Linked DNA regions of Homo sapiens: region 1 is linked to region 2. A link is a loop called in an ENCODE intact Hi-C map of the cell type or tissue named here. Cell type or tissue: endothelial cell of umbilical vein. All regions are shown on one strand. Region 1 overlaps LINC01999 (long intergenic non-protein coding RNA 1999). Region 2 overlaps APPBP2 (amyloid beta precursor protein binding protein 2).

Evidence for each region. Hi-C counts contacts between places; a loop is a spot of excess contacts. Peaks named below come from ENCODE experiments on the same cell type or tissue, not always from the same donor. Only the 100,000 strongest peaks of a DNase experiment are listed, where the experiment ranks them.
Region 1: it touches region 2 in a loop (4-fold over the local background); 3 of 110 quality-filtered maps call a loop at or near these places.

Annotation. Positions count from the first base shown.
Region 1 is chr17:60,568,673-60,571,172 of GRCh38, reverse strand. The region is part of intron 2 of LINC01999 (long intergenic non-protein coding RNA 1999); the gene reads right to left. Among named protein-coding and RNA genes, the nearest start is that of LINC01999, 5.4 kb to the right of the region's middle. In endothelial cell of umbilical vein, a CTCF peak has its summit at 1,218 (motif pointing right); DNase peaks (open chromatin) are centred at 162 and 1,222; H3K27ac peaks cover 881 bases.
Region 2 is chr17:60,468,744-60,471,243 of GRCh38, reverse strand. All of the region lies in intron 4 of APPBP2 (amyloid beta precursor protein binding protein 2), which reads left to right. Among named protein-coding and RNA genes, the nearest start is that of CHCT1, 48 kb to the right of the region's middle. In endothelial cell of umbilical vein, no CTCF peak of the experiment used is centred here; a DNase peak (open chromatin) is centred at 1,303; H3K27ac peaks cover 1,734 bases.

The DNA of each region.
Region 1 (2,500 bases), 100 kb before region 2:
CCTCCTATCTTTGTTTAAAATATTTCCAGAGTTTTAAATTACTACTCTTAGGGGTGGGGAGAAACAGTCATGATTTATATGTTTTTTTTCAAACAATAAAGTACCTATTGAATTCTCATATTATGTTTGGAATTTTAGTTTAGCGATTTTCCTGCTGAGTGTAAACTATTCTATGCAGTTGGAGAGGGGACATACTAATTACTAACTTCCCATCATTGCCCAGCACATGAACCTTTGTTCCATATACTTTCCCCAAATATTTTGCCATTACAATAGCTAGCAACTTGGATGTCATAACAACATGAATTGGAACAACCAACATTTTCTTCTTGATGTTAATTCTTTTGTATTTTTTTTTCAGACAGAGTCTTGCTCTGTTGCCCAGGCTGGAGTGCAGTGGCGCAATCTTGGCTCACTGCAATCTCCTCCTCCCTGGTTCAAGTGATCCTCCTGCCTCAGCCTCCTGAGTAGCTGAAATTACAGGCATGAACCATCATGCTCGGCTAATTTTTGTATTTTTAGTGGAGATGGGGTTTCACCATGTTGGCCAGATTGGTCTTGAACTCCTGACCTCAAGTGATCCGCCCACCTCAGCCTCCCAAAGTGCTGGGATTACAGGTGTGAGCCACCGTGCCTGCCCCCAATATTTTCTTTTGAATTATTATGTCATGATTAATTTGGAGGGAAGCAGAAAAGACAGGATAAAAGTCTTCACAGGGCAGGACACGGTGGCTCATGCCTGTAATCCCAGCACTTTGGGAGGCCAAGGCAGGTGGATCGCCTGAGGTCGGGAGTTCGAGACCAGCCTGACCAACATGGAGAAACCCTGTCTATACTAAAAATACAAGATTAGCCGGGCGTGGTGGTGCATGCCTGTAATCCCAGCTACTCTGGAGGCTGAAGCAGGAGAATCACTTGAACCCAGGAGGCAGAGGTTGCAGTGAGCCGAGATCGTGCCATTGCACTCCAGCCTGGGCAACAAGAGCAAAACTCCATTTCAAAAAAAAAAAAAGAAAGAAAGAAAAAGAAAGAAAGAAAGAAAGAAAGAAAGAAAGAAAGAAAGAAAGAAAGAAAGAAAGAAAGAAAGAAAGAAAAAGAAAAGTCATCACAGGCCATTTGGCTGGTTTGTGTGCTGAAGTGGACCCAGCTGGAGGGTTTGCTAAATCCCTGGGCTCACTCTCGTGATTATCCCATGACTGGTTGTTATCATGAAAACCTTACTAGCTCTGTCCACTAGGTGGCATTTTCAAAATAGAACGTATAAAATTATTTTGCAAGATCTGCTTTTGCCAAATTAGAGAATGATTCAAAGTTATAAGGTTGATGTCTAGTTTCAGAGAGGGTGCATCCTTTAGGAAGAAACTAGACCCGTAAGGACTCTCATCACTAGATGAGAAAGGTAGTATATTACATATTGCCAGGATGTAAGAGAGATTTCTGTTGCCAGCCCTCTGTTAGCTGCAGAGAATCAGATGTCGTCTGGGCTCATGTGCGACTTTTAATACAAATTTGGCAGAGGGTAGAATAGAGGTTTATTAGGATGCGAGGGAGAAAAGGGAGGGGCCTGTTATGAAGAAAGGCTGTGAACATAGAAGTCTAAAGGACACATGAAGAAAACTTTTCTCAGCTATAATAGTCCTGAACATTTTTCTTTTTCCTTTTTTTAGATGGAGGCTCACTCTGTCACCCAGACTGGAGTGCAGTGGCACAGTCTCGGCTCATTGCAACCTCCGCCTTCCAGGTTCAAGCGATTATCCTGCCCCAGCCTCCCGAGTAGCTGGGATTACTGGCACGTGCCACCACACTGACTGATTTTTGTATTTTTAGTAGAGACAGGGTTTCACCATGTTGGCCAGGCTGGTCTCAAACTCCTGACCTCAGGTGATCCACCCACCTCAGCCTCCCAAAGTGCTGGAATTACAGGCGTGAACTACTGTGCCCGGCCAAAAATATTCTTAAGAAATAGGGAGGATGTCTGGGACCCGAAAGGATTTTGTAAACTAGCAGTTAGTGATTTCAGAAACTGCTGGATCTCCCTCAGAGAAGGCCCAAGTTCAGGAAAATGTTGAAAGATACCCTCTGAAAGCAGCAAATGAAGAGCAGGGCTGGGACTAGCGCAAGGCAAGTGAGGAACCGGTCGTGCACAGATGCTCACCCACAGTGTCCTCCAAGTGCAGGTATATGGAAAATAGAACTTTTTAATCAGGAGCAGTGGCTCACACCTGTAATCTCAGCACTTTGGGAGGCCAAGAGAGGATCACTTGAGCCCAGGAGTTCAAGACCAGCCTGGGCAACATAGTGAGAGACCCCATCTCTACAAAAAAATTCAAAAATTAGTGAGGTGTTGTGGTGTGGGCCTGTGGTCCCAGCTGCTTGGGAGGCTGAGGTGGGAGGATCACTTGAGCCCAGAAGGTCAAGGTCACAGTGAGCTGAGCTGGCGCCACTGCATTACAGGCTGGGTGACACAGCAAGACCTGTCTCAAAAAAAAAAAAAAAAAGA
Region 2 (2,500 bases):
AAAACTTTTGTAAATCAAAAACATCAAGAAAATAAAAAGACAACCTATGGAATGGGAGAAAATATTTGCAAATCACATGTCAATTAAGTTTCTAGTATCCAGAATATATCAAGAACTACAACTACAAACAACAGAATTTAAAAATGAGGCCGGGCCCTGTGGCTCACACCTGTAATCCAAGCAGTTTGGGAGTTTGAGGCAGAGAGATCATCTGAGGTCAGGAGTTTGAGACCAGTCTGGCCAACATGATAAAACTCTGTCTCTACTGAAAAAAAAAATACAAAAATTAGCCAGGCGTGGTGGTGCACACCTGTAATCCCAGCTACTCAGGAGGCTGAGGCAGGAGAATCGCTTGAACCCAGGAGGCAGAGGTTGCAGTGAGCTGAGATCGTGCCACTGCACTCCAGCCTGGGCAACAGAGCAAGACCCCATCTCAAAAAAAAAAAAAAATCCAGTCTGGCCAACATGGTGAAACCCATCTCTACTAAAAATAGGAAAATTAGCTGGGTATGGTGGCAGGCGCCTGTAATCCAAGCTACTCTGGAGGCTGAGGCAGGAGAATCACTTGAACCCAGGAGGCAGAGGTTGCAGTGAGCCAAGATTGTGCCACTGCACTCCAGCCTGGGCAACAAGAGCGAAACTCTGTTAAAAATTTAATTAATTAATTAATAAAGAGCAGGCTGGGCATGGTGGCTCACACCTGTAATCCCAGCACTTTGGGAGGCTGAGGCAGAAGGATTTCTTGAGCTCAAGAGTTTGAGACCAGCCTGAGCAAAATAGCAAGACCTTGTCTCTATTAAAATAATTTTTTTAAAAATCAGCCAGGTGTGGTGGCACTGGCCTGTCGTCTCAGCTACGTAGGAGGCTGAGGTGGGAGGATCACTTAAGCCCAGGAGATCATGGCTGTAGTGAGCTTGATCATGCAACTGCACTCCAGCCTGGGTGACAGAGTGAGACTCTGTCTCATAAAATTAAAAATAAAAAATGGACAAAGGACTTGAATAGACATTTTCCCAAGGAAGATACACAAAAGACCGGTAAGCACATGAAAAGATAAGCACATGAAAAGATAGTGTCATTCAGCATTAGGGAAATGGAAATCAAACATAATGAGCTACCACTTTATTCCTACCAAGATGGGTACAGTTTAAAAAAAAGAAAATAACTGTTGGCAAGGATGAGAAGAAATCAAGTGATTCTGCTGAGAGAGCATTTGAAAAAAAAAAAGAAATTGGAAACTTTGTGCACTGTTGCTGGGAATGTAAAATGGTGCAGCTGCTGTGGAGTACAGTTTGGCAGTTTGTCAAAAAGCTAAACATAGAATTACTGTATGACTCAGCAATTTCACTCCAAGTATATGCCTAAAAGCATTGAAAGCAAGGAATCGAGAGATATTTGTGTGCTAGTGTTTATAGCAGAATTTTTCACAAGTCAAAAGATAAAAACAATCCAAGTATCCATCAGCAGATAAATAGATACACAAAATTTGGCATTTACATATATACACATACAATGATTCAGCCAGTTTTGGTACATGCTACAACATGGATGAACCTTGAAAATTTTATCCTAAGTGAAATAAGTTAGACACAAAAGGACAAATATTGTATGGTTCCACTTACATGAAATATGTAGAATAGGCAAATTCATAGAGACAGAAAGTAGATTAAAGGTTACTAGGGACTGTTTGGGGTGATGAAAAAGTTTTGGAAGTGGATAGTATTGATGGTTGCATGACATAGTTAATATAATTAATGCCACTGAATTGTATACTTAAAAATAGCTCATATGGCAAAGTTTTATATATATTTCACCATAGTAAAAAAAAATTATTAAACCCATACCGGTCTTTATTTTCATTATGCAGCTCTCCCCTTTCAAGCTATCATTTATTTCCAATTTTTTTTTTTTTTTTTTTTGAGATGGAGTCTTGCTCTGTCGCCAGTCTGGAGTGCAGTGGTGTGATCTCGACTCACTGCAATCTCTGCCTCCTGGGTTCAAGCGATTCTTCTGCCTCAGCCTCCCAAGTAGCTGGAACTACAGGCACGCACCACCATGCCAAGCTAATTTTTTTTTGTATTTTTAGTAGAGACGGGGATCGTGTTGGCCAGGATGGTCTCGATCTCCTGACATCGTGATCCGCCTACCTCGGCCTCCCAAAGTGCTGGGATAAACTAGTTCTAAGAAAAAGACACTTACAAGAAGGAGAGAAATTCTTTTCCTTTAGGTTCACTTTCAGTGTATTTTACTTTCGTCATGTCTGGCTGATGAGGCTCTAACTAGTCATGTTCAGTCTTATGGTAAATATATTAGTAAACTAATGACTTACACATTTGTATATTTTTCATTTTAAACAATGAATAGTTCAATCAAATAGTAATTGTTCTTGACAGTAGGTGTTGATCAGGTAGACATAATTTTATGTTATGAAAGTAAAATACTGTGTTTACATGGTAGTGCCACATTTTGAGAACCTCCTTTTTCCTTAGGCAGAAGGTTG